Regions from separate parts of the Homo sapiens genome. Here region 2 is linked to region 1. The links are chromatin loops, found by intact Hi-C in ENCODE. Cell type or tissue: heart left ventricle. All regions are shown on one strand. Links, peaks and the distances in the headings refer to the core of each region. The heading gives the core; the rest is flanking DNA. Region 1 has its middle 28 kb from the start of PRRC2B. Region 2 overlaps RAPGEF1 (Rap guanine nucleotide exchange factor 1).

Region 1 (13,426 bases), core at 3,086-11,085:
AGGCACAGTGGCTCACGCCTGTAATAGCAGCACTTTGGGAGGCTGAGGTGGGTGGATCACCTGAGGTCAGGAGTTCCAGACCAGCCTGGCCAACATGGTGAAACCCCATCTCTACTAAAAATACAAAAATTATGGCAGGGTGCAGTGGCTCACACCTGTAATCCCAGCACTTTGGGAGGCCGAGGCGGGCGGATCACCTGAGGTCGGGAGTTCAAGACCAGCCTGACCAACATGGAGATACCCCGTCTCTACTAAAAATACAAAATTAGCGAGGTGTGGTGGCTCATGCCTGTAATCCCAGCTACTCCGGAGGGTAAGGCAGAAAAATTGCTTGAACCCGGGAGGTGGAGGTTGCGGAGAGCCAAGATCATGCCATTGCACTCCACCCTAGGCAACAAGAGTGAAACTCCGTCTCAAAAAAAAAAAAAAAAAAAAAAAAATTAGCTAGGCATGGTGGCCTGCCCCTGCAATCCCAGCTGCTTGAGAAGCTGAGGCAGGAGAATCGCTTGAATCCAGAGGCGGAGGTTGTGGTGAGCCGAGATTGCATCATGGCACTCCAGCCTGGGCAACAAGAGTGAAACTCCATCTCAAAAACAAAAAGAAAACCCACATATACACCTTGATTTAATACTTCCCAAGAGCTATTCGTTTGGCCCTATGTCTGTGACAGCTGGAAAGAATGCTTTATAAAAGAAAGAAGAGGCTGGGCGTGGTGGCTCATGCCTGTAATCCCAGCACTTTGGGAGGCCAAGGCGGGTAGATCACGAGGTCAGGAGTTCAAGACCAGCCTGGCCAAGATAGTGAAACCTTGTCTCTACTAAAAATACAAAAATTAGCTGGGCGCAGTGGCGGGTGCCTGTAATCTCAGCTACTCGGGAGGCTGAAGCAGGAGAATCGCTTGAACCCAGGAGGCAGAGGTTGCAGTGAGCCAAGATTGCACCACTGCACTCCAACTGCAGCGACAGAGCAAGGCTCCGTCCCAAAAAAAAAAAAAAAAAAAGAGAGAAAAGAAAGAAGAGCGGCCAGGCACGGTGTCTCACACCTGTAATCTCAGCACTTTGGGAGGCTGAGGCGGGTGGATCACCTGAGGTCAGGAGTTCAAGACCAGCCTGACCAACATGGCAAAACCCTGTCTCTACTAAAAATACAAAATTAGCCGGGTGTGGTAGTGCATGCCTGTAATCCCAGCTACTCGGGAGGCTGAGGCAGGAGAATCCCTTGAACCCGTGAGGCAGAGTTTGTGGTGAGCCAAGATCGTGCCATTGCACTCCAGCCTGGGCAACAAAAGTGAAACTCTGTCTCAAAAAAAAAAAAAAAACGAAAAGAAAAGTAAGAAGAGCATCCTGGCCAGGCGCGGTGGCTCACGCCTGTAATCCTAGCACTTTGGGATGCCAAGGAGGGTGGATCACATGAGATCAAGAGTTTGGGACCAGCCTGGCTAACATGGTGAAACCCCATCTCTACTAAAAATACAGAAATTAGCCAGGTGTGGTAGCGGGCGTCTGTAATCCCAGCTACTTCGGAGGCTGAGGCATGAGAATCGCTTGAACCTGGGAGGCAGAGGCTGCAGTGAGCCGAGACAGCGCCATTGCACTCCAGCCTGGTGACAAGAGCAAAACTCCATCTCAAAAAAAAAAAAGCTTTAGAGCAGGAATGAAAGGAAGTAAAGTACACTTGGAAAAGGGCCAAGCGGGTGACTTGAGAGATCAAGTAAGCAGTTTGGCCTTTTGACTTGGGGTTTTATATGTTGGCATGCTTCCGGGGTCTTGTGTCCCTTCTCCCCTCATTCTTCCCTTGGGGTGGGCTGTCCGCATGCGCAGTGGCTGCCAGCACTTGGGAGGTGAGCATGCACAGTGTGTTTCCTGGAGCTGTGCACGTGTTCACTTGAGGCATTCTTCCCTTAACAGTCAAATGCCCCTAGAAGTTCATATACCAGTTAAGCCCTACCATTTTGCCTCTTAATGCACATGCTCGAGCCTACTTGTCCAGCTCCTGAGATCTTATCAGGAAGCTGCTGATCCCCAGTTTCAGGTGTTCCTGTTTATTAGGAGACTGCTTTCTCTGCTGCCTGGTGCTGAGTCACAGTGTCTGGCACCCACATTATTTTTTGAACAATTATTATGTTAGAGAGACAGTTAACAACCGCTTAACCATTACATGATGGTGGCGGACATTCCTGGTTGGGGGGGCCCTCTCCTGCTGTGCTCATGCCTGACTAGCTACCTACTGTAACAAGACCCCGTCCCTAAAAAATTGAAAAGAAAAATAAATTTAAAAACTAGGCCAGGCATGGTGGCTCATGCCTGTAATCCCAGCACCTTGGGAGGCTGAGGTGGGAGAATTGCTTGAGCCCAAGAGTTTGAGACCAGCCTGGGCGACATGGCAAAGCCCCATCTCTACAAAAAATACAAAAATTGGGCTGGGCACGGTGGCCCACGCCTGTAATCCCAGCACTTTGGGATGCCGAGGTGGGTGGATCACTTTAGGTCAGGAGTTCAAGACCAGCCTGGCCAACACGGCGAAACCTCGTCTCTACTAAAAATAAAAAAATTAGCCGGGTGTGGTGGTGGGCATCTGTAATCCCAGCTACTTGGGAGGATGAGGCAGGAGAATAGCTTTAACCCGGGAGGCGGAGGTTGCAGTGAGCCGAGATTGCACCACTGCACTCTAGCCTGGGTGACAGCGAGACTCGTCTCAAATAAATAAATAAATAAATAAGAAGTATGGTCTTTCTGCCATAAGCAGAGACAGGCTAAAAACATTCATAACATCCGTCTGACCCTGAATACTTTGTTCAAATTCAGCCTTGCTTTCTGCTGGCTTTCCAATGATACATGTGATTGATGAAGAAATATATTTTAGTTCCTTGCCAGATTTTATTTTTATTTCTGTTACAGTTTTTACTGCAGAATTTTTTTTTTTTTTTTTGAGACGGAGTCTCACTCTGTCGCCCAGGCTGGAGTGCAGTGGCGCGATCTCAGCTCACTGCAAGCTCTGCCTCCCAGATTCATGCCATTCTCCTGCCTCAACCTCCCGAGTAGCTGGGACTACAGGCGCCCGCCACCACGCCTGGCTAATTTTTTGTATTTTTGGTAGAGACGGGGTTTCACCGTGTTACCCAGGATGGTCTTGATTTCCTGACCTCGTGATCCGCCCGCCTCGGCCTCCTAAAGTGCTGGGATTACAGGCTTGAGCCACCGCATCCGGCCAGAAATTTTTATCTGACAGGAAGAACAAATGATTCCCAACGGTATGCAAGTTTCTGCTTTTGCTATTAAGAAACCTCAAAAAAGAAGCCAGGCGCAGTGGCTCACACCTGTAATCCCAGCACTTTTGGAGGCCGAGGCGGGAGAATTACTGGAGCTCAGGAGTTTGAGACCAACCTGGGCAACATGGCAAAACCCCATCTTTACAAAAAATACAAAAAAATTAGCCAGGCTTGGTGGCACACGCTGGTAAGTTTCAGTTACTTGGGTGGCTGACCCTGTCTCAAAAAAAGCTGACCCTGTCTCAAAAAAGGCTTTGAATCATTTATCATTAAGTTTGAAGAAACTCTGGGGGAAGCACTGGATTAAGTATGACACAACTTTAAAAATCACTGGAGAAATTGTAGAGGTTCACCTGGACATTTGATTTTCACATGCTCCGGTTCTTGGGATGGAGTCATATTATGTAACCCAGTATCTCAAGGCCCATCTATGCCCAGAGTGAGGTTCTTCATTCAAATAAATGGGTGTAAATCCACATTTCAAATAATCTTCTGGATTAATTGAAGTCCTGGGCCTTGAAAAAGGGTCAGTTTGACATTTTTTTTTCTTGTCTCATTCTGTCAACCAGGCTGAGTGCAGTGGCAAGATCTCGGCTTACTGCAACCAACACATCCCCGGCTCAGGTGATGCTCCCTCTTCAGCCTCCGAAGTAGCTGGGACTATAGGCATGTGTCACCATGCCTGGCTAATTTTTGTACTTGTTTTTTTGTAGAGATGGGGTTTCATCTTGTTGCCAAGGCTGGTTTCGAACTCTTGGGTTCAAGTGATCCTCCTCCCTTGACCTTCCAAGGTGCTGAGATTATAGGCACCAGCCATGGCTCCTGGCCTAATACTATCCTCATTCATTCACTTCTTTTTTCAAGATGGCTTTATTATTCTTCTACAGCTTTACTGAGGTATAATTAATGTGCAATAAACTGCACATATATGAAGTGTAAAATCTGATGTGTTTTTGTGTTGTGACCTATGTCTACACATGTGAAATGATTACCACAACCAAGATGATATTTCCTTCACCCTCATTGGGTTCTTCCTGCTTCTTTTTTTTTTTTTTTTTTTTGAAGCAGAGTCTCGCCCTGTTGCCCAGACTGCAGTGCAGTGGCGAGATCTCGGCTCTCACTGCAACCTCTGCCTCCCTGGTTCAAGCGATTCTCCTGCCTCAGCCTCCCTAGTAGCTGAGATTACAGGTGCCTGCCACCACACCCAGCTAATTTTCGTATTTTTAGTAGAGATGGGGTTTCACCATGTTGGCCAGGCTGGTCTCAAACTTCTGACCTCAGGTGATCCACCCGCCTCCGCCTCCCAAAGTGTTGGGATTACAGGAGTGAGCCACCATGCCCGGCCTCTTCCTGCTCTTTTGTAATCTATCTTTTACTCCTCCTACCCCCAACCCCCAACCCTAGAAAATCACTGATCTGTCACCTTTGGTTTGTATTTTCTAGCATTTTCTATAAATCAAATCATGCAATGTGTATTCTTTTTTTTTTTTTTTTTTTTTGAGACGGAGTCTTGCTCTGTTACCCAGGCTGGAGTGCAGTGGCGCGATCTCAGCTCACTGCAAGCTCAGTCTCCCGGGTTCACGCCATTCTCCTGCCTTAGCCTCCCCAGCAGCCGGGACTACAGGCGCCCGTCACCATGCCCGGCTAATTTTTTTGTATTTTTAGTAGAGACGGGGTTTCACCGTGTTAGCCAGGATGGTCTCGATCTGACCTCGTGATCCGCCTGCCTCAGCCTCCCAAAGTGCTGGGATTACAGACGTGAGCCACCGCGCCCGGCCACCATGTGTATTCTTTATCTGACTTTTCTTTTTCGAGACAGGGTCTCTTTGTTGCCCAGACTGGAGTGCAGTGGCACAATTATAGCTCACTGTAACCTTGAACTGGGCTCAAGTGATCTTCCTTCCTCAGCTCCCTAAGTAGCAGCTTGAACTACAGGCGTGTGCCGCAGCCAATTTTTTTTTTTTTTTTTTTTTTTTTTTTGAGACGGAGTTTCGCTCTTGTTGCCCAGGCTAGAGTGCAATGGCACAATCTCAGCTCATCACAACCTCCACCTCCCAGGTTCAAGCGATTCTCCTGCCTCACCCTCCCTAGTAGCTGGGATTAGAGGCATGAGCCACCATGCCCGGCTAATTTGGTATTTTTATTAGAGACAGGGTTTCTCCATGTTGGTCAGGCTGGTCTCGAACTCCTGACCTCAGGTGATCCACCCTCCTTGGCCTCCCAAAGTGCTAGGATTACTGGCGAGCCACCGTGCCAGGCCATTTTTTTTTTTTTTTTTTTTTTTTTTTTTGGAGAGATGAGGTCTCATTATATTACTCAGGCTTGTCTCAGGCAATCTTTCCATCACAGCCTCCCAAAGCACTGGGATTATGGGCACCACGACTGTCCCTTTTGTCTGGTTTAAAAAAAAAAGTTTATATTACATAAATAAATATTTTAAATTTTTTCTAGAGACAAAGTTTTGCTCTGTTGCCCAGGCAGATCTCAAACTCCTAGGCTCAAGCAATCCTCTTGCCTTGGCCTCCTTAAGTGCTGGGATTACAGGAGAGAGCCATGGCACCCAGCCTGTCTGGCGTTTTGTTTTTGTTTTTTTGTTTTTTGAGATGGAGTCTTGCTCTGTTCCCCAGGCTGGAGTGCAGTGGCACAATCTCGGCTCACTGAAACCTCCACCTCCTGGGTTCAAGCAATTCTCCTGTCTCAGCCTCCCAAGTAGCTGGGACTATAGGCAGGCAACAACACCCCTAGTCAATTTTTTTGTATTTTATTTTTGAGATGGTTGGAGAAAGGTATGGTTTGTCCAGAGCAGAGTTACTACTTGAATCAGTCTCCCCCAAAATGTTGAGGCTAGGCTTTTTCAAGGATAGTTTGGCAGGCAGGGGCTAGGGAACAGGTGCTGGTAATTGGTCGGGAATGTGATCATGGGGGTGTGCAAAATGCTCCTTGAGCACTGAGTCTTCCTGTGAGTTGGGCCACAGGACCAGTGGGCATTAGTTTTTTTGTTTTGTTTTGTTTTGTTTTTTGAGATGGAGTTTCACTCTTGTAGCCCAGGCTGCAGTGCAATGCTTGTAGCCCAGGCTGGAGTGCAATGGCACAATCTCGGCTCACCACAACCTCCACCTCCTAGGTTCAAGCGATTCTCCTGCCTCAGCCTCCCGAGTAGCTGGGATTACAGGCATGTGCCACCATGCCCAACTAATTTTTGTATTTTTAGTAGAGGCAGGGGTTTCTCCATGTTAGTCACGCTGGTCTCGAACTCCCAACCTCAGGTGATCCGCCCATCTCAGCCTCCCAAAGTGCTGGGATTAGAAGGGTGAGCCACCGCGCCTGACCAGGCATTAGTTTTACAAAGGCAGTTTAGTTTGGGAAAGTACTACTATCATCCTTGCTTTAAGGTTAAACTATAAACTAGATTCTCCCCAAAGTTAGCCTGGCCTAAGCCCAGGAATGACCAAGGAGAGCTTGGGGGTTAGAAGCAAGATGGAGTCAACTATGTCAGCTTTCTGGTTTTTTTTTTTTTTTTTTTTTTTTTTTTTTTGAGACAGATTCTCGCTCTGTCACTCAGACTGGAGTGCAGTGATGCAATCTCAGCTCACTGCAACCTCCGCCTCCTGGGTTCAAGCAATTCTCATGCCTCAGCCTCCAGAGTAGCTGAGATTACAGGTGTACACCACCACACTTGACTAATTTTTGTATTTTTAGTTGAGATGGGGTTTCACCATGTTGGCCAGGCTAGTCTCAACCTCAGGTGATCTGCCCATCTTGGCCTCCCAAAGTGCTGGGATTACAGGCGTGAGCCACCGCGCCTGGTCTAGATGTCTTTCACTGTCATAATTTTGCAAAGGTTTCAGGGCTGAGATGAGAAAGAGTGGGAACAGGGCTTGGCTTCAGCTCACTCCCACTGGAGCATTCTTCCATGCATTCCCAGTGATCACAAACCCCACTCCACTGCCTCATTGATGCCATAATGTTTAACCACGCCTTTTACTTAAGGAATGCCAAGAACTGGCTTTAGGAAATCCAAATATGAAACCAAGGTTGTGGCGTGTTCCACCCTGGGAAGGAATGCTGAGCAACTGATTTATAGCCTTGCTACCAGCCAGACCACCAGGTGGCCCCTTAGTCAAGACAACCATAGCAACCGGCCATGCTAACCTGCATACCCTACCCCTCAGTGTTTTGCCCAGTCCAGTCTGCACACCACCCTACCCCTGACGTTAATTCCCACACTTTGCCTAATAAAAAAGCCCTACTGACTCTTTTTAGAGAGGCAGTCAGGGAATTCTCCTCTCTGTCTCTTTCTGCCTCCCGTGCTACCTTCATATGTCCAGGCATAAGCTCCAACTAAGTCTTTCCTGGGAAAACTCCAGGCTTCATGACGATTTCTATTGCATTGAGAGCCCAAGAATCTATGGTCAACAACAGGGAGCAGTGGCTCACACTTTTACCCAGCACTTTGGGAGCTTGAAGTGGAAGGATTATTTGAGCCCAGGAGTTCAAGACCAGCTTGGGCAATACAGTGAGACCCCATCTCTACAAAACATAAAAACAAATTAGCTGGCCATGGTAGCATACGCCTATGGTCCCAGCTGCTTGGGAGGGTAAGGAGAAAGGATTGCTTGAGCCAGGAGTTCAAGGCTGCAGTGAGCTATGATCCTGCCACTGCACTCCAGCCTAGGTGACAGAGTGAGACACTGACTCAAAAAAAAAAAAAAAAATTTTTTTTAAAGGAATCACCAGCTTGTGCTGTGAAGAATACTACCAGGTAGTTAGGGAAGTACACCCGGAACCTGCTTATCTGCTTGTTAATCTCTCAGCAACACAGACTTTCAAATCATATTCTTAACTGGAAATAAATGGGAAAAAAGATCTCTGGGGCAAGAAATTATTATCACAAAGACCTCATGCTAAATTATAATACTTACAAAAAAACAATTCATATTTTGATTTTTAGCCCAAAGGATTTGATCAGCCACATTTTGGGGGTGAGGGTGGAGAGAGCTGGTTGGAGAAAGGTACTGTTTGAGACAGACCATGGCCACAGGGAGTTTTGGCTGGGAGCCTGATAATAAAGTAACAGCAATCCAAAGAACAAAACAGAATTTTCCTAAAGCACAGGATGACAATGTTACACAGACTGTTTCCACCCCTGCTGCCCCAAATTCATATGTTGAAATCCTAGCCCCTGCCGGGCGTGGTGGCTCACACCTGTAATCCCAGCACTTTGGGAGGCCGAGGTGGGCGGATCACCTGAGGTCAGGAGTTCAAGACCAGCCTGGCCAACATGGTGAAAACCTGTCTCTACTAAAAATACAAAAACTAGCCGAGCAGCACAGTGGCGGATGCCTGTAATCCCAGCTACTCGGGAGGCTGAAGCAGGAGAATTGCTTGAACCCAGGAGACGGAGGTTGCAGTGAGTTAAGATCGCACCATTGCACTCAAGCCTGGGCGAGCGAGACTCCGTCTCAAAAAAAAAGAATAAAAAAAAAAAAAAAGAAATCCTAGCCCCCCAAGGTGATGGTATAAAGAGATGGGGCTGGGCTGGGCCAGATGACTCAGGTCTGTAATCCCAGCACTTTCGGAGGCTGAGGCAGGAGGATAACTTGAGCTCAGGAGTTCAAGAACAGCCTGGGCAACATAACGAGACCCTGTCTCTACTAAGAATTTAAAAAAAAAGAATTGTCGGGCAAGGTGGCTCACACCTGTAATCCCAACACTTTGGGAGGCTGAGGTGGGCAGATCATGAGGTCAAGAGATTGAGACCATCCTGGCCAACATGGTGAAACCCCGTGTCTCCTAAAAATACAAAAATTATCCGGGTGTAGTGGCATGCACCTGTAATCCCAGCTACTTGGGAGGCTGAGGCAGGAGAATTGCATGAAGCGGGAGGCAGAGGTTGCAGTGAGCTGATATCATGCCATTGCACTCCAGCCCGGTGACAGAGCGAGACTCCGTCTCAAAAATGAATAAATAAATAAATAAAGAGAGCAATGGGGCTTTTGGGAGATGATTAAGTCACGAGAGGTGGATACCATGTAAGGACACAGCCAAAGGACAGCTGTCTCTGAGCCAGGAAGCAGGCCCTCACCAGACAATGAATCTACCAGCACCTTGCTCGTGGAACTTCCCAGCCTCCAGAACTGTGAGAAATACATTTCTGTTGTTTGTAAGCCACTCATTTTATGACATTTTGTTATAGCGGTCCAGACATGCTAAGACAGGTTATAAATACTAACAATAGTGCTAAGCTATTAAGAAAAGGTTGGGCCAGGCGTGGTGGCTCACGCCTGTAATCCCAGCACTTTGGGAGGCCCAGGCGGGCGGATCATGAGGTCAGGAGATTGAGACCATCCTGGCTAACATGGTGAAACCCCATCTCTACTAAAAATACAAAAAATTAGCCGGGTGCGGTGGCAGGCGCCAGTAGTCCCAGCTACTCAGAGACTGAGGCAGGAGAATGGCGTGAACCCAGGAGCGGAGCTTGCAGTGAGCCAAGATAGTGCCACTGCACTCCGGCCTAGGTGAAAGAGCGAGACTCTGTCTCAAAAAAAAAGAAAAGTTTAACTATGTCCAAGATCCTCTATTTAACAGGACAAAGATAGTTTGTTTTTTTTTTTTTTTAGACGGAGTTCCGCTCTTTTTGCCCAGGCTGGAATACAATGGCACGATCTCCACTCACTACAAGCTCTTCCTCCCGGGTTCAAGCAATTCTCCAGCCTCAGCCTCCTGAGTAGCTGGGATTACAAGTGCCCGCCACCACGTCCAGCTAATTTTTGTATTTTTAGTCAAGATGGGGTTTCACCATGTTGGCCAGGCTGGTCTCGAACTCCTGACCTCAGGTGATCCTCCCGCCTCAGCCTCCCAAAGTGCTGGGATTACAGGCATGAGCCACTGCACCTGGCCAATGGATCCATTTCAAAAATCTCTTAATAAATTTTACAAAAACTCACCATGGTGTAAATGTGCCATCATTCTTTGCCTGGCCAAGTTCCTGTGTGTCACCTTGGTGAGGTGCTGCAGCACAACAGAAAGCAGAAGGTCTGTGATAAGCTGCATAGGGGTTCACATCCTGGCTCAGTCAGTTACTCGCTGGGAAAATTACTTCTCTAGTCCTCAGTTTCCTCATTTATTATTATTATTATTATTATTTTGAGATGGAGTCTCGCTCTGTCACTCAGGCTGGAGTGCAATGGTGTGATGATCTTGGCTCACTGCAACCTCCACTTCCCAGGTTCAATAGATTCTCCTGCCTCAGCCTCCCAAGTCACAGGGATTACAGGCACGTGCCACCACGCCCAGCTAATTTTTTGTATTTTTAGTAGAGACGGGGTTTTACCGTGTTAGCCAGGATGGTCTCGATCTCCTGACCTTGTGATCCGCCCACCTCAGCTTCCCAAAGTGCTGGGATTACAGGTGTGAGCCACTGCACCTGGCCAGTTTCCTCATTTCTTAAGTGGGGCAATAAGGCCGGGCACAGTGGCTCATGCCTGTAATCCTAACACTTTGGGAGGCCGAGGCAGATGGATCACTTGAGGTCAGGAGTTCAAGACCAGCCTTGCCAACATGGTGAAACCTTGCCTCTACTAAAAATGCAAAAATTAGCCAGGCATGGTGGCAGACGCCTGTAATCCCTGCTATTCAGGAGGCTGAGGCAAGAGAATCACTGGAACCTGGGCGGCGGAGGTTGCAGTGAGCCGAGATCGCACCACTGCACTCCAGCCTGGGCAACAGTGAGACCCTGTCTCAAAAAAATAAATAAATAAATAAAAATAAAATAAAGTGGGGTAATAATAGTACCTGCTGCAGAGGGTTGTCGTAAGGATTTAATGAATTGATGCATGTAAAGCACCTGCACAGGGCTAGGACGTGAAGTCAGAGTGCACTGGCTGTTTGTGTAGTATGAGTTACTATTCATGTTTCAGCATGCATGCCCCTTACTGGTTCTGAAGAACACAATGGTCTTTGGTTACCAAGATACAAGTAAACAATTGAAGATTACTTTTGGGTGTTCCTACACTGATGAACAATCCTGTGTGTTTTTATCTCCCTAGATAATTTTAATGATCTGGAATGCTCTTAATGACCTAATTTGGGGCTGGGCATTCATACCTATAATCCCAGCACTTTGGGAGGCTGAGGTGGGAGGATTGCTTGAGCTTAGGAGTTTGAGACCAGCCTAGGCAACATAGTGAGATCCCAGTCTCTACAAAATATGCTTTTTTTTCCTTTTTTTTTTTTTGAGACAGAGTCTCTCTCTGTCGCCTAGGCTGGACTGCAGTGGCGCGATCTCGGCTCACTGCAAGCTCCGCCTCCTGGGTTCACGCCCTTCTCCTGCCTCAGCCTCCTGAGTAGCTGGGACTACAGGCACCTGCCACCATGCCCAGCTAATTTTTTCTATTTTTAGTAGAGACGGGGTTTCACCGTGTTAGCCAGGATGGTCTCAATCTCCTGACCTCGTGATCCGCCTGCCTCGGCCTCCCAAAGTGCTGGGATTACAGGCCTGAGCCACCGTGCCCGGCCTACAAATTTTTTTTTTTTTAATTAGCCTGGCATTGCAGTGTATGCCTGTAGTCCCTGCTACTCAGGAGGCTGAGATGGAAGGATCTCTTGAGCCTGGGAGGTTGAGGCTGCAGTGAGCTGTTAATTGTACCACTGCACTCCGGCCTGGGAGAGAGTGAGGCTATGTCTCAAAAAAAAAAAAATCTGACTTGGGAGTATTTTCTTTCTTTCTTTTTTTTGAGACAAGAAATCTCGCTCTGTCACCTAGGCTGGAGTGCACTGACGCGATCTCGGCTCACCGCAACCTCCGCCTCCCAGGTTCAAGCGATTCTCCTGCCTCAGCCTTCTGAGTAGCTGGGATTACAGGTACATGCCACCACGCCTGGCTAATTTTTGTATTTTTAGTAGAGACGAGGTTTCACCATGTTGGTCAGGCTGGTCTCGAACTCCTGACCTAGTGATTCGCCCGCCTTGGCCTCCCAAAGTGCTAGGATTACAGGCATGAGCCACCGCGCCCGGCCGGGAGTATTTTCAAAACAACTCTAAAGCAGAATGCTGTTCAAGTCACCTAATTTCTGCCTCATATGGTGTCTCTTTATATGCATAAGCCTCACTATTTCCCTAGGTCCCTTGGAGATATTATCACGAAGGTGACTGACTGATGGACTTCATCTTTTGGTATCATTATATACTTCCGGTGGCATGTTACCCTTGTTCAGCAAGCCCAAGGGGCACTGCGTGCAGGGATTTTCACTAGACAGGATCGTGTCAGCTTATTAAATATAATAAACAAGTGGCATCAGAAGTAAGATCTACCATTATCCTTTCCTGTTTTTCTGATAACATGGAAATTTTGCATGTTTTCAGGCTGTTGCCATTCTTGCCACTGCCTAGCTTTATCACACCAGAAAGTACAGCGTGACTGAGAATTCATATAAACCTTCCAAAAATCTTCTCTCAGAAAATGAACCGGATCTCTCCTGGGCCTCATACACCTCACAGATAACAAATCTTCATCCAAAAAAACGTTTAGCTTTTTGTTGTGATGAATTTCTTGCGAGTCTTCCATTTAACTTCTTTAACAACTTCACGATGATCTTTGCAGATAAGCTCATTCCCACAGAGGTTCCTTCTCCTACAGAGAATTATGTCGAGGACAGGGAGTTTTTGGTTTTGTTCTTTTTCCCCCACCGATAAAAAACTACAGAAATGAGAGGCCATGCACCAATTTCTGCTGGTCACAGTTCTGGATCCTTCTCCTTTGACCAAATGTCCTCAATTCCCCCACTTGGCTCTGGAGATGGGTTTGTAACCGAGAGACCTCGCTGTCAGCAATTAGCTTCCCCCTCACCCCGCCAGACGGAGTCTCGCTCTGTCGCCCAGACTGGAGTGCAGTGGTGCAATCTCGGCTCACCGCAACCTCCGCCTCCCGGATTCAAGCAATTCTCCTGCCTCAGCCTCCTGAGTAGCTGGGTTTACAGGCGTGCACCACCATGCCCGGCTAATTTTTATATTTTTAGTAGAGACGAGGCTTCACCAGGTAGGCCAGGCTGGTCTCGAAGTCCTGACCTCGTGATCCACCGGCCTCGGCCTCCCAAAGTGTTGGGTTACAGGCGTGAGCCACCGCGCCCGGCCTTTAGCAATTAGCTTTTTGATTTTTTT
Region 2 (16,163 bases), core at 3,794-11,793, 210 kb after region 1:
TTGCTTGAGCCCAGGAGTGCGAGACCAGCTTGGGCAACATGGCAAAACCCCGTCTCTACTAAAAATAATAATAAAAAAAATTAGCTGGAGGTGGTGGCATGCACCTGTAGTCCCAGCTACTGAGGAGGCTGAGGTGGGAGGATCACCTGAGTCCAGGAATATGAGGTTGCAGTGAGCCAAGATCACACTACTGTACTGCAGCCTGGGTGATGGGAGTTGAGACCCTGTCTCAAAAAACTCCCAGAAAGTTAATTTTCCTATCCACAAACATTCACACCTCTCAATTTATTAAGGTTTTTTTTTTATGGTTTTTAATAAAATCTTATCATTTTTCCTATAAAGGTTTCACACATCTTTTGCTGGTCTAGGACCTTAAGACTTGTGATGCTAGTATAAATGGGGTCCTTTAAGAATTACATTTTTTGAAGCTGGGCGTGGTGGCACGTGCCTGTAATCTGAGTTCCTTGGGAGGCTGAGGTGGGAGGATTGCTGGAGACCAGAAGTTTGAGACTGCAGTGAGCTGTGGCCACATCACTGCACTCCAACCTGGGCAACAGAGCAAGACACCATTAAACAAAAACAAAAACAAAAACAAAACAGAAAACAACCCCAAATCCTCAAAAAACAAACAAAAAAAAGGATTACATTTTCTGATTGCTGACTGACTGTATATAGGAATATGCTGAACTTTTTATTTGGTTGTATAGCTAGCCACCTTGATAGATTTTCTTGTTCATCTCTCAGTCATTTACTTTTCTTACATCATTGGCAAGGATCTCCAGTACAATGAACAGACAAGGAGTTAGTGGGATCATTCTCTTGTTTCTGATTTTAAAGGAAGCACTTTGAATATTTCACAATTAAGTATGTCTCTATACGATCTTGGAAGTTAACCTTCATCAGATTAAAGAGGCTTTCTATTTCTAGTTAACAAAAAGGTTTTTGGCCGGCTGTGGTGGCTCACGTCTGTAGTCCCTACACTTTGGGAAGCCGAGATGAGTGGATCACTTGAGCTCAGGAGTTCAAGACTAGCCTGGCCAACATGGTAAAACCTGGTCTCTACAAAAAATAAAAAATTAGCTGGGTCTGGCGGTGCGTGCCTATATGCCCAGCTACTTGGGAGGGTGAGGTGAATCGCTTGAGCCTGGGAGGTCGAGGTTGCAGTGAGCAGATGCCACACACTCCAGCCTGGGGGACAAAAGCGAAACCCTGAATTTTTGTTATTCATAATAAAAATAATGGCCAGGTGCGGTGGCTCACGCCTGTAATCCCAGCACTTTGGGAGGCTGAGGTGGGTGGATCACGAGGTCAGGAGATCGAGACCATCCTGGCTAACATGGTGAAACCCTGTCTCTACTGAAAATACAAAAAATTAGCCGGGTGTGGTCGCGGGAGCCTGTAGTCCCAGCTACTCGGGAGGCTGAGGCAGGAGAATGGCGTGAACCCGGGAGGTGGAGCTTCCAGTGAGCCGAGATCGCGCCACTGCACTCCAGCCTGGGCGACAGAGCGAGACTCCGTCTCAAAAAAAAAAAAAAAAAAAAAAAAAAAAAAAAAAAAAAAAAAGAATGGATGTTGCATTTTTAACAAAGGCTGTTCTGTGACTATTGCGGTGATTCTATGGCTTTCTCCCTTTAATTTGTTAACGTGGTACATTCGGGAGAAGCGAGGCCATGCCGTGAAAAAAAACCCTGGTCTCCATGGCTTCATTTTTCATTCACATCAAGCAAGCCCCGTGTGGGTGAGTGGGGTGTTCCCTGACCAGGCTCCCCCAAGTTGGGGCTCTGCCATCTCAACACCCAGACTCCAGGAGTACCGCGGGTGGGAAAGATTAAGTAGGGAGCTGCACAATAGTCCTTAAACGCCCAGCCCACAGTGACATGTGTCTGCCTCTCAGATCTCAGGCAGGGGGCTGGGAAGTGTAGTCCCCTGTGTGCCCAGGAAGGAGATGCAAACCAGACGTGTGGAGCAGCAGCGTCTAGCATGGGGTCAGTGACATCCATTAACTGATTGAAATTATTCCATCCTTGTATTTTTGAGATAAGCCCAACCTGGTCAGGAAGGACTGATTTTTATGTGATGCTGGTTTGGGGCTGCTAAGATGATTTTATAAGTTTTGTATCAGTATTCATACATCAGACGGACTTGTAATTATCTTGTACTGTCCTTGTTTTGATTCGATGTCAAGGTTATATTCCATTCATAAAACAAGTTTAGTTTTTCCCTTTTTTTTTTTGAGACAGAGTCTCACTCTGTTACCCAGGCTGGAGCCCAGTGGTGCGATCTCAGCTCATTGCAACCTCTGCCTCCCATGTTCCAGCGATTCTCCTGCCTCAGCCTCCTGAGTAGCTGGGATTACAGGCGCCCACCACCCACCACCATACCCGGGTTTTTTTTTTTTTTTAGGAGTCTCGCTCTCGCCCAGGCTGGAGTGGTGGTGTGATCTCGGCTCACTGCAAGCTCCACCTCCCGGGTTCACGCCATTCTCCTGCCTCAGCCTCCTGAGTAGCTGGGACTACAGGCGCCTGCCACCATGCCTAGCTAATTTTTGTATTTTTAGTAGAGACGGGGTTTCATCATGTTGGCCAGGCTGGCCTCGAACTCCTGACCTCATGTGATCCGCCTGCCTCGGCCTCCCAAAGTGCTGGGATTACAGGCATGAGCCACTGCACCCAGCCTGTGTGATTTTTCGATTAAGAGAAGTGAATGAGGTAAAGCAGTCTGCAAAGTGCTTGGTACCCCAAAATATTATTATATCCAAGTATTAACTCATTGAAACTTTGTGAGACCTTAGAAAGCAGAGTCTGTTATTACCCCACTTCCAGCTGGGGAAACTGCCAAGCAGAGAAGAAAACCACTTACCCAGGGTCCTTTTGCTTATCAGCTGCAGAGTCAGGACACAGCCCTTTGCAGCCAAGGACATATTCCCCCAGACTGCTGGCAGCCAATGAGGGACTCAGATGGCCCGAACCACACCTTGACTGCTTCCTAAATAATGCACCCCTAGTGAATGAATGAAAAAAAAGGTTTGAATGAATGCTGGGGCCTGCCTCCCATCCCACAGGGGGAACAATGAGCAGTCAGCCATCATACCCCATTCTCCAGCCTTGCACCACTGGGGGCGGGACCCAGATTGTCGACCTACTGCAAGGTCAGAGCAGGTGGGAGGCTTGGGGCCCTCAGCTCAGACACCTTCGGGGGGACCGCAGTTCTTGGTTGGAGCAGGCATCTGAGCCTCCTGGGTTACTGGCTAAGCATGCACACTCGCAGGTCCTGGGCGGGGACACTGTGGGGGTGGGGTGGAAGCCAAGGTGTTTCCTCCGTGACTATGGCGGCTCCCTTGGTGAATCTCGCGGTCTGCCGGTCACCAAAGACCAGGGTGGGTCGCAGCAGCTGCTGCCCCGCAGCCCTGGTGGGAAGGCTGAGGCCTGAGGTCCATACCTGGCACATCACCTCCTGCTCACTGGGGTTGTTGGGGCCAGACCAGCTTCCTGGCATTGCTGGCAGGGGAGGGAGATGCGAGTGGAGGACTCAGGAGTGGACTGGTCTCTCTCGGGCTTCTGTGTGCTCATTGGTCGAAATGGACAAAAGCAGATAATGAGGAGCCTGAGGCATGAGTGGCTGAGCAATCTGCCCGAGGACACAAGGAACAAAAGAGAGAACCTGGGCTTCCATCACCTACGAGGTTCATGGAGGCTTTGGCGTTGGCGCCTGACACACAGGCAGCCAACAGCTCTGGATGGTTGATGCCTGCCTGATGCAGGGTCCCTTCTATCAGATCTTGTGATCAGCCCAGGAATACTTGGCCCCTTCCCTTTAAAGGGACAGACTTAAGCTGCTGCCTTTGCGGGGCATGAGGGGAGATGCCTCCTCCTCACCAGGCCTGACCTCTGCACGATCAGGTACAGAGAGATGCAGAGATCCTGGGCTTCCCCAGGGGCCGCCGTGGGGCTGAAAGTTGGGGACTGGGAACCAGGGTGAATATGAGGGCTGGCCCTGATCCCCGCCATCCCTGGGTGGCTATGCTGGGGTGCTTGGTCTCAGGTGCTAGGATGGAAACAATGGGGCACAGGTGGGCTGTGGTGTGGGAGGACAAGGAAGACAGGGAGACAAATGGCCTCCCAGAGCCATTGGGCCCCGTGCCTTACTCCGCATGGAGGGGACACAGCACACCTCGGGGCAGAGAAGGGACTGGAATCCCTGGGGCCTCCTCACTCTGTCCCTTGTAAGTGCAGAGGCTCTGCTGTTCTTCACTGGGGCTGGGCCCGAGCCTCTGTGTGCTGCCTCCTGGGCGGCAGAGGACACACCGCAAAAGGCACGCCATAAAGACAGTGCTTCCGGGCCCCGAAGGAGCAATTCTAGAGCCTGTGCCCCCGAATCCCACCCGAGGAATGCCCTTTTCATCAGGACACTGGGGTGAGGGGCTCTTGTGCATGAACCGACCTCTGGAGCACGAGCAATTCTTTGTCCAGTTGAATGCTTCTAGGGCACAAGGCCTAGGAGGGAAAGTTCTGGTGACGTCCATTTCACTCAGCCACGACTACCCCAATGGCAGCAAGTGGGCCTGGGAGTGGAGCTGAATGACCCCAGCCTCCCAGGAGCCCCGCCTGCGACAGGGGTCTCAGAAAAGAGATGGCAAGGCCAGCATGGAGCAGGCTGGGCTGTCACTGTAGTTGCACACATGCAGCTGGGCGCGGACATGGCATTGGGCAGCTTTCATCTGTGTTTATTTTTTTTCATATAAAAGTTACATGTTTGAAATGTCTGCAGGAAGATGCCACCATCAGACAGGTTAGCTGGGGCATATATATTACAATGTAACCCTGTGGAGGTCGTGGGGCCGGAGCGGGAAGATGCTCCCCAGAATCGGGTTCAGGTCAGACATGGTGTGTGCCTGCCCCTCCTTGCCCCCCCACACCCCGACACCTGCAGGTGAGGACTGACCTCTGCAAGGAACGAGTCCTCCGCCTGGCTCACGTCTGTCTGTGAAGACTGATTCCCACAACCCGCCCGGGCCCCCCAAAGGAACAGACGAGCCACGGCCAGGCCGCAGCACTGAGCACAGAGCTCAGCAATAACCAGGGCCAGGCTTAGGGGGCACAGGGGGCTGCCTGCCATCAATAAGTTAGACATACATCGCACCTTGCCGTCCTCACGCAGGGAGCCCCTGGGCACTGCTCATGTGCTGCCTGGGCCCTGCTGCTCAGAACACCAAGGGCTCCCAGTGAGGGCCTGGGGAATTGCCTGGGCACACTGGGGCCAGGCACAGGGTCTGTTCTGAATTCAGGGAAGGTGAAGAGACCCCACCTCTATCCAGCTCAAGCCCAAGAACAAGGCAGACAGAGCTGTGGACAGCACCCGACCACAGACACGGTTCTGCCTGCTGCTGGAGTGAGAGGCCTGGTTTCTGAGGCTGCAGCATGGCACTGGCATTGCCTGTGCTACAGATGGGGACTCCTGCGAGTCTCACAAATACAGGGAGAATTTCAGTTCACACAACCCAAGGGCCCTGTGTGCAGAGCGGCCCTCACACGCGCACAGCAGCATTCAACAGAGCTGGGCAAGGGAAGGGGAGAGAGAGTCAAGGATTGAAATGAAGGGACTTCAAAAAGAAGGAACAAACTAAAAACCCAACCCACACACAATACTGTTAATAAGCCAGCGACTCTACACACACACTCCTTAAATAATAAAGTGACAGGTCCCGGCTGGCCCCGCAAGACCACCGCAAGAGGGGGTCCCGCCACCAGAGGGGGTCCCGCCTGCCACTGCACGGCTTTCCTCCCTCTATCTACAGGACAAACAAAACACGGGAGAGGGGAAAAAGCCCACATTTTCTTCTTGATAAATGCTGTTCAAAAACCCATGAAGGACTCAAAGTGACATGGTGGTTTAAAAAAAAACCTAAATGATCAACAGATGTTGCTTTCTATATTTTTCCTTTGTTCTGTTTGAACTGGGCTAAGTAAGCACAGTTAGACCCTGCTGTTCACTTGACCACGTCCTAAACCCGGGACAAGTGAGCACTCATTCATGCACAGCAGACCCGGAGGCATGGGCTGGGGCAGCACAACTGGGTTCCCGCAGCGCCCTGCCTGCAGGCTCATGCTGGAGGCCACGGAACCAGGCGGCACAGGGCAGATTCTGTTTGTCAAGCGCCCCACAAGCCTTGCCCAGATTGTCAAGCTCAGCAGCGAGAATGGTTTTGACGAGGAGGATGGAAACAGCATCTGCTCTGGAAGCCGCTCTGGCGTGGGGAGAGTGGGGAGAGGGTGCGCTTGCTGCAGCTGCTGCCTTAGGAGGCTCCTCTGTGGCCAGGCTTCTGCCTCCCTGCACCCTGAGGGACCATTCGGGTGCCTCAGGGATGCCCTTCCCTCCCAGGGGCACTGACAGCACTGGCTGAAAGGTCTGAAGAGCCAGAGGAGGAGCCCTGCTGGCTGGCCCAGGATGGGGCAAGGAGGGAGGGAAAGCCAGGGGATGGGGAGGGACATGAGATGGAGTTTAAGGCACACAGCGAGCGATGGAGGAGGGAGGTGCTGGCCTCTCCCCTCTGAATTAACTCCCCCAGGAGCTCAGCTCTGGCCTCAGTTTGGTGAGGTTCAGAAGACTCCCAGCAATAAAAAGTATTTCTTGGATGATCAAGTCCTCCCTTACTCCAGCCTCCTCTTCTCAGCTCCCCAGGTGGTGTGGGAGGGGCCCAGTGGCCTGGGGTGGGGGGTAAGGGGCGACGGGATGACAGAGACTGCTGCTGCTCTCAGGCGGGCAAGGGAGGCCCTGATGGCGCCAGTACCGCGGGGCAGAGCACCAGCTGCGGGGCTGCTAAGGCGTCACCTGCGTACCTTTCCGGGCCTGCTGAAAAGCTCACACCATCCTCCATGCATCAGAAGGGGAAGCGGAAAGTGAAAGGATCCTCCCCCGAGTCTACTCTGCATTCTGCCCACCCAGCTGCTTGCCCCCATTCCAGGGCCCCTGCAGGACAGGCCACCCCAGGAGGCCTCCACTCATTTGAGATTTCAGAAGATTCAGGGACCCTGGAGCTTAGGGAGGGGGAGCACCCACCACTTCCTTGGTCTGCTGATGAGGTCTCTGCTGCTCTCTCCCTGGAGGGGAGTGGGTGGAAGGTCAAGAGGGGAGAGATGGAAGTAAAAGCAGAAAACAAAACCAAACCAGAAAACCACCGGTTTGTAAATTGGCAACAAGACCTGCCTGCTGGCTGCCCTGAGGCCCACGGGTCTGCTCCCACAGAGGAAGGAGGCAGGAAGCGGCTGGCAGGCTCCAGCTCCCGCCCGGCCCCGCTGAGGGCTGGCCAGCCTCATGGCTCCGAGGCCGGGACTCCTGCCATGCGCCTAACAGGTCCAAGGTCCTCTCCGGTCTGGGAGCTGCCCTCTGCGCCCCTCGAGCATTCTCCTGGATCCCGGCGTCTGCTCCTAGGTCTTCTCTTCCCGGTCTGTTTTTCTCCTTGTTATGTTCCTGGGTTTAATTTTCAGAGACAGTTCCCATAGGGCCTCCTCAGCCAGGTGGTCACTGAAGTCATTGAAGAAGTTTATAATGTCGTCGTTCCTCCGCATGTCATAGTGCCTGGTGCAGGGGATGGGGAGCAGTCAGTGAGCACCTGTGTGGGCTGGATGGCCCGATGGCGCCACCCTCCTGGAAGGTGCCGCGGGGACCATCCCCACAGCCTCGCAGCAAACGGATGCTGCAGGGGCTACCGTTGACCAATGTGACAGAGGGGACACCAGTGCTCAGAGACGGTGCCACCAGCACATGGAGCACAAACAGGGCCCTGAGGCTGGGCTGCTCACAGGGAGGGGGCCCCAGGTGATCCCACTGCCCCCAACAACGCATGCCAGGGCCCGCCCTGGGGGAGCTCTGGTGCCTCAGAGTCAGGCAGGCCAGGGTTTGTCAGGCCCTTCTCACAGCAAGGTGGGCACCAGCTTCTGGTGTGTAAAATGGGAGGACGAGCTGTGCTGTCACGGGGTCCAGGCCCAGGGCCAGGCTAGGCCTGGCATGGAGCCTGGTGGGCATGCTCTCAAGTCATCCTGGCAGAAACTGAAGGGCCCGGACTATATCTCAGCAGTGGCAGGTCCCTGGGTCCTCTGTGGCTCCCCCTCCCCTCGGTGTCCCGGGCTGTCTCTCCTTGTGTGTGGCCCGGGGCTCAGCTCTGCCTGGTCCCCCCGGGGCAGTGGCACTCACGCCTGCTGGAAGCAGCGCATGCTGTCGAGGATGTTGAACTGCTGCCACCGCTTGGAGAAGTTCACTTTCCCGTCGATGTAGTCTGGGTTTCCCAGGTGAACGAAGGTCAGGTCCTGCAGGATCAGCCCCCTGGGAGGACGGGTTAGGCAGCCTGTTACTGCTACGGGGTTTGGAAGCAGCAAGGGCTAGAGACATGTGTCAGGCGCTAGGACTCGCAGTGAGCAGCTTCCAAACCCCAGAGCAAACCAAAGAGCCAGTCTGAGGTGTCTGTTTCCCAGAACAAACTCCCGCCTCAGCCTCTGGCCTCTGGCTCCACAAGCACCTGCTGGGGACCTCGGAAGCCAGTATGCTGATGAGGAGCCTGAGGGTGATGCGGCTGCCATGGCTCAACCCATAAGGGCGAAGCTGTGGGCTGCTAAAGTAACATTAACAAATGAGCAGTAAAAAAAAAAAATAACAAAACCCAAACCAGGGGGCAGGGGCAGAGATCTCCTTTTATTAACAGGTGTGGTGGGCTGGGTGCAATGGCTCACACCTGTAATCCCAGTACTATAGGAGGCTAAGGCAGGAGGATTGAGCTCAAGAGTTTGAGAACAGCTAGGCTGGGTGTGGTGGCTCACACCTGTAATCCCAGCATTTTGGGAGGCCAAGGTGGGAGGATCACCTGAGGTCAGGAGTTTGAGATCAACCTGGCCAACATGGTGAAACCCTGTCTCTACTAAAAATACAAAAAGTAGCCGGGCATGGTGGTGCACACCTGTCATCCCAACTCGGGAGGCTGAGGCAGGAGAATCACTTGAACCTGGGAGGCGGAGGTTGCAGTGAGCCAAGATTGCGCCACTGCCTGGGTAACAAGAACGTAACAAGAACTCCAGCCTGGGTAACAAGAACGTAACTCTGTCTCAAAAAAAGAAAAAAAAAAAGAGTTTGAAACCAGCCTGGGCAACATAGCAAGACCTCGTCCCTACAAAAAATACAAAAATTAGCTGGGCATGGTGGCGTGTACCTGTAATCCCAGCTACTAAGGAGACCGATGTGGGAGGATTCCTTGAGCCCAGGAGTTCAAGGCTGCAGTGAGCTATGATTGCACCACTGCACTCCAGCCTGGGTGACAGAGACTCCGTCTTTATTAAACAAAGAAACTGGCTGGGTGTGGTGACTCCTGCCTGTAATCCCAGCACTTTGGGAGGCCAAGGCAGGTGGATCACCTGAGGTCAAGAGTTTGAGACTAGCCTGGCCAACATGGTGAAACTCCGTCTCTACTAAAAAAAATACAAAAAAAAAAAATTAGCCAGGCGTGGTTGCGCATGCCTGTAGTCCCATCGACTACTCAGGAGGCTGAGGTGGGAGAACTGCTTGAACTCAGGAGGCAGAGATTGCAGTGAGCCAAGATCATGCCACTGCATACCAGCCTGGGTGACAGAGTGAGACTCCATCACAAACAAAGAAACAAAGAAACAAACAAGGTGTAGTAACTTAATAGGTGCTTCTGACTGCAGAGGACTTAAGGCCAGATGAGAAAGACAGGGGCAGTTCCTCCACTCAGGGAGAACTCAGCTTGAGGGAGCAGATGTAGAGCCACAGTGGGAAAGACTGTTAGTGCTCAGAGCAGGAAGCCTGGGGATTTGTATCTCTGAGGGTTGAGGCCTCGAGGGCAGCCCTGCAGTAACCCTATAGGATGTGCCATTGAACACTCAGCACTGGGATGCTGCTGCGCTTTTGGTCTCTTGGAGATTCTCAGTGTCTACTAGTATATACTAAAGGCTCTCGTAAGTCCTGCAACAGACACTTGTTTGGTTTTGGTTATTCCGCTACGTCCCTTTTCTATGAAACACATATTTCCTCTCGCCCATGGTCCACGCTCAGGAAGCACTTTCTGAACTTCTTTACACCAAGGCTCTCAAGGTCCCTGGGTGGCCGTGCATCCTCAGGTTGTTCTAATGCGCAGCCACGTGTGAGGACACTGGAATACTGTGTGATGCCATGTGTGGGGAGAGGAGCCATACATCTGTCACAAGCATGGCTGCACATGCTCACGGGCAGGCTACAGAAGGAAATGAGAGTGGGGCTGGGGGCTGGGAAAGGAGAACCCGTATTCTTCACCTGAGCGCTTCTTTTCTGTTTAAACTGTATTATAAGAAGCATTATATATTATATTATATATATGTATTGTATATTATGCATTATAACTGTATTACAAGAACCTTAAGTAAAACCAAGTACAAATGTCTCCGTTAGAAACCCCTAAATTAAGATTTCTCTGCTGGAGCCTGACAGATCTTCCCCAGAGCAATGGAGGCAAACCCAGGCGGGGCTGGGGGCCTGGAGGGGCTGCTACTCACAGGTACGGGATGCACGGCGGTTCCACCTCCGAGAGGGCGGCCCGGTAGGCTCGGAAGGAGGACGAGCTGTCGATCAGTGTGCAGTACTCGGCCAGGCCCTGGCAGGACAGGACAGGACAGGACCGGACAGGGGTGAGCGAGTGCTGGGGCAATGCTGGGGCAGAGCCCTGGTCCTCCTCACTAACTGGAGGGTCAACCACCCTCTGCCCAACTCCACAGGTCCCACTACGCACAAACACCCAGCCAGGTGTGGGTCCTGGCCCTGGCCAGCAGGGATTCTGTCCTTTTCAACGAGTGTCAGCCCAACCCCTGGTCACAGGGGACTTCAGGCCGTTTTGTGGAGAAACACCCCACAGTACTCATTGTGCCTGGGCAGCCAGCGCTTGTGTGTATACGACATCCCGGAAGATGGGCTCCTGCCTGGCCCTGTTCGGCGGTGCAGCCAGAGGAGCTTCCCAGGCACACACTGAGTGGCGTCACTCCTGACTCGGAGCTGCCTTTGCTCTGCCCTGTACTCAGGGAGGACCAACTAAAGATAGCATGTGACCTCGCCCTCCCCAGGGCTGGGTGGCTTCTCTCCTGCAGGGGTGGGGGGCTCCCACCTAGGAGACTCAGCCAGCCCTGCCCCACTCAGAAGGCCCCTCTCCTGCCTCTTCTCCTGTTACGTGCCTCTCCCTGAAGTGCTGCCTCCTGAGGACCCCCCATGCAGAGGCCGTGTGAATTTCCCACCTCTCCCCATACACTAGCTTACAACCATCCCTGAACATGGGCTTGAACAAGAAGACCCTGGGTGGCCTGGCTGACACCCGGGTCTCTGACATGACCCCTGGGTGGCCTGGGTCACACTCGGGTTCCTGACACGACCCCCAGGTGGCCTGGCTGACGCTCGGGTTCCTGACATGACCTCTGGGTGGTCTGGTCACACTCAGGTCCCTGACACAATCCCTGGGTGGCCTGGCTGAACTTGGGTCCCTGACATGACCCCTGGGTGGCCTGGCTGACACTCAAAAGCCATGGGTTTTGCCCCCATTTGCAATATTATTTCCCTACACAGGATAAAGGTCCAACTCCTCACCAGGCTCCTGAGGCTCTCATGACCTAGAACTGGTCCCCTTCTCCCGGGATGTGGTCCCCTGGCCTCCTCCTGTCCCTGGAGGTGCTGACCCCCACCTGCTCCTGGCTGTGCACTCCTTTGTCCCCTTTGATTCTCTTCCCTTCCCAGGAAACTCCTCCTCCTCTGCAGATGGTGGCATGAGTGACACTTCCTCTGGGCTGGCCCACCTGCCCACCCTTCTTCTTTTAGTGCTTATCTAGCAGAAACTCACCCAACATCATGTTGGGCTGTTCACAGTGCGTCCCCAGCACCTACCGCAGTGCCCGGCCCGAAGCAGACCCTTCAGAAGAACGGGCTGAGGGCGGGCGGGGGAGGCGGGAACCCAGGGATGGGCCTGCTGGGTGGCAGCAGAACACCGGGATGTGACCACCCCAGAACCAACCTCGAAGCTCCCGGGGGCCTGAAGATTGGGGATCAGAGACAGGAAGGCGGGAGGGCAGCTGTTCTGGTCACACAGCATGTCGGTGGCAGAGCAGGGGCCTAGGCCCAGCATTTGCTCCAGTGGGAGCACTTTCTGCCACAGCTAGTCGCCTGAGGGCTGGGCGGCCCCCCTTACCAGCCACCCTCCCGCCCACGCCCCAAGGCCACTCACCTCTGAAGTCTGCTTCTGCCACTCCAGCCTGCGGATGGGCGCCGAGTCCAGGGCAGAGAGGATGGCCAAGTAGGAGTTGAAGTTATTCAGCTTCCGCAAGTGCTGCCGAGAGAGGGGCGGTGCCGTGAGGCAGGAGGGCAGGCGGGTCCCGGGCTCCCAGAGCAGGGACTGATGATGGGGGCCTGGGAAGGACTTGGCCACCATTACCTTCATGATCTTGATGAACTTCAAGAGCAGCCGTTCCCTGTCCTGGGCCTTTTCCTGTAACATGATTATGGACCGGACCCTGCATGGACCAAGGGAAAAAGAAACAGCTGAGTTGACAAGTCCCTGCAGGTCCCAGGGGTCCTGGTGGAGACAGGACCTGTACGACCCCCATGCCAGTGGCCACGAGCCCACCCCTACTGAATACCTGCAGCCTGCCCCAGGCATAGATCTAGTTTCTGCTCTCCAGGAGCTCATAACATCCTGGGACAGAGGCACAAGGAAATCTGGTGACAATAAATCTGGTGACCATAAGGAAATCTGGTGAAGGCCCAAAGGGGGCTTCGAATCTGCAGGTGGAGCATGGGAGGATGAAAGCAGAGCCTTTCCTGACAAGCATGGGCCCCAAGTACCAGGGGGCTGGGCAAGTTCCTTGTGTGATGCAGGACTGGCTCGGGGAGACCCGCTAGCACGTGAGGTAAGAGGTCACCTTGGGCAGCCACGAGGGAAGGAAACTCTCAGAACCTTAGTAGCAACCAAAGCCGAGACCAAAGCCAAAGGCCAGTCTCATCTGTGTGATAAATGCAGCAGGGATGTCACCCTGGCCTCAATTTCCTGTGGTTCACAGGGGCCACTACCAGGGTCACTTGGAGGTGGTGCCGCACTTTGCACTGCTGGTTCTTCTTTTTTATTTAAGAGACAGGGTCTTGATCTGTCACCCAGTGCTGTGAGTATATCTCACTGTAGTCTTGAACTCCTGTTCTCAACTGATCCTTCTGCCCCAGCTTCCCGAGTAGCTGGGACTATAGGTGTGCACCACTGCTCTTGGCTAATTTTAATTTTTTGTAGGGGGGGGGCGTCTCTCTATGTTGTCCAGGCTGGTCTCGAACTCCTGCGCTCAAGTGACCCTCCTGCCTCGGCCTCCCAAAGTCCTGGGATTATAGATGTGAGCCACTGCACTCGCACCTCTGTGCAGCCAGGCCCTGTGGAGTGTGCCCCTGAGCTTCTTGCACCCAGCCAGAGGCTGGTGTCAGAAGCCAGGCTTGGGGCCTTGTGTGCAGCTTCCGTCTGCTTTAGAAACCACATCCTGTTGGGCAAAACCCTACGCTGGACTGCCATAGCTAAACATGCTTTTCCCCAGGATGGAGTGCTTCTGTGGGGAGGAAGATAGGCAAACGGGAGATGATCTCGGGGCCTTTAAAACACATCAGACATTCTCCTGGAGGCAACAGTGGGTGGGTGGGGGTGGCACAGCTGCTGAGCTCTAGGGGGTCCTGCCTGATGCTGAGCTGCTATGGGGGCTTTGTCGCCTCTTGAAGAGACAAGAGCTCTGGTTTATAAACACATTACTGGGATTCATTTTGCTTTAAGAATTAAAGACTAGGCTGGGAGCGGTGGCTCATGCCTGTAATCCCAGCACTTTGGGAGGCTGAGGTGGGTGGATCACGAGGCCAGGAGGTTGAGACCACCCTGGCTAACACGGTGAAACCCTGTCTCTACTAAAAATACAAAAAATTAGCTGGGTGTGGTGGCGAGCACCTGTAGTCCCAGCTACTCTGGAGGCTGAGGCAGGAGAATGGCGTGAACCCGGGAGGTGGAGCTTGAGGGGAGCCAGAGCTTGCAGTGAGCCGAGATTGCGCCACTGCACTCCAGCCTGGGCGGCAGAGCCAGACTCCGTCTCAAACACACACACACGCACGCACACACACACACACACACCTGCAGAGCAAGACTCTGTCTCAAACACACACACACACACACACACACACACCTGCAGAGCCAGACTCCGTCTCAAACACACACACACACACACACCTGCAGAGCAAGACTCCGTCTCAAACACACACACACACACACACCCACCTGCAGAGCGAGACTCCGTCTCAAACACACACACACACACACCTGCAGAGCGAGACTCCGTCTCAAACACACACACACACACACACCTGCAGAGCGAGACTCCGTCTCAAACACACACACACACACCTGCAGAGCGAGACTCCGTCAAACACACACACACACACACACCTGCAGAGCGAGACTCCGTCTCAAACACACACACACACACCTGCAGAGCGAGACTCCGTCTCAAACACACACACACACACACACCTGCAGAGACTCCGTCTCAAACACACACACACACACACACCCCTGCAGAGTGAGACTCCGTCTCAAACACACACACACACCTGCAGAGCGAGACTCCGTCTCACACACACACCTGCAGAGCGAGACTCCGTCTCACACACACACCTGCAGAGCGAGACTCCGTCAAACACACACACACACACACACACCTGCAGAGCGAGACTCCGTCTCAAACACACACACACACACACACACACCTGCAGAGCGAGACTCCGTCTCAAACACACACACACACCTGCAGAGCGAGACTCCGTCTCAAACACACACACACACACCTGCAGAGCGAGACTCCGTCTCAAACACACACACACACACACACCTGCAGAGTGAGACTCCGTCTCAAACACACACACACACACACACACACACACCCCTGCAGAGCGAGACTCCGTCTCAAACACACACACACACACACCTGCAGAGCGAGACTCCGTCTTACACACACACCTGCAGAGCGAGACTCCGTCTCAAACACACACACACACACACACCTGCAGAGCGAGACTCCGTCTCAAACACACACACACACCTGCAGAGCGAGACTCCGTCTCAAACACACACACACACACACACACCTGCAGAGCGAGACTCCATCTCAAACACACACACACACCTGCAGAGCGAGACTCCGTCTCAAACACACACACACACACACACACGAATTAAAGACTAAATGCAAACATTAACGTTATAGAGCCCACTCCTTTGCTAACTGTTCTGTCAGGCAGAGTCAGTGTGAGCATCAGCTTGAGATTGCCTGGCAGTGACCAGGGCAGGAGGGCAAACTCACGCCCTTCCCAACACCACCTATGGCAGACATCGCTCCTCGACCCTGGCACTCTTCCCTGCTGAGCCTCCTCGACCAGGTGGCCACTTCCAGCAAGCCCCATCCTGTCCCTGCCCCTGTCCTCAGCCTGTCAGTGCTCATGGGAACCCCCAGGAGCTTAGCGGAATGAAAGAGGCAGCTCCTTCTCCTACCATTCAAGCTCCCTGCAAAGGAAAACGCAGAGCCCACCCAGACGTGCCACCATCCAGAGCAACAGGGCTTGGCGCTGGGCCTCTCTTACCAGTAGGACATGTTGTTGAAGTGCTCCGTGAACTGGGTCAAGTTGGGGCTCTTCTCCTCATTCTGCTCTTTTGCCCAAAGCAAAACCTCAGGAATCTACAAAAGGAAAGAAGGCAGATGGAGGTGGAGCCCCGGCTTTCCCCTGATGGGGGTTTCTCTCATTCAGGGACAAACAGTGTGGCTCCCCCTGGCAGGAGCAGCCTGTACCTCTATTTTATAGAAGAGCTCAGCATCCAGCAGCGTTAGCTGCTCCGCTATCTCATGGCTGTGAAAGTCGTGCAAGGTCCCCGGCCTGGAAGACAGAGGTGTGAGAAGAGCCGTCAGGGGTGGGGAGGCCGGTGGGGAGGGCTGAGCAGGCCCGGGCTGCGGGCGTCAGAGCAGGAGAGCCTCTCTGCCCAGCAGGAGCGTGGAGGCTACAGGGCGGGGAAGCCCCAAAAGGCTCCCTGGGGCCCTAATGGCCTCCTGCCTCTCTCCGGGACGACACTGTCTGCCTTTCTCTCC

Evidence for each region. Peaks named below come from ENCODE experiments on the same cell type or tissue, not always from the same donor. Only the 100,000 strongest peaks of a DNase experiment are listed, where the experiment ranks them.
Region 2: it touches region 1 in a loop (2.4-fold over the local background); 2 of 110 quality-filtered maps call a loop at or near these places.

Annotation. Positions count from the first base shown.
Region 1 is chr9:131,359,617-131,373,042 of GRCh38, forward strand. No RefSeq gene overlaps it. Among named protein-coding and RNA genes, the nearest start is that of PRRC2B, 28 kb to the right of the region's middle. RefSeq lists enhancers at 1-169, 13,206-13,426. In heart left ventricle, for the core only: a CTCF peak has its summit at 7,379 (motif pointing right); no DNase peak of the experiment used is centred there.
Region 2 is chr9:131,572,073-131,588,235 of GRCh38, forward strand. It overlaps RAPGEF1 (Rap guanine nucleotide exchange factor 1), which reads right to left. Exons shown (of 27, transcript NM_001377935.1): 21 at 15,870-15,954; 22 at 15,664-15,758; 23 at 12,446-12,524; 24 at 12,239-12,340; 25 at 10,533-10,630; 26 at 8,191-8,319; 27 at 4,703-7,575. The coding sequence ends at 7,425. Among named protein-coding and RNA genes, the nearest start is that of PRRT1B, 35 kb to the left of the region's middle. RefSeq lists enhancers at 6,867-6,916, 6,947-7,076, 7,277-7,356. In heart left ventricle, for the core only: no CTCF peak of the experiment used is centred there; a DNase peak (open chromatin) is centred at 8,036.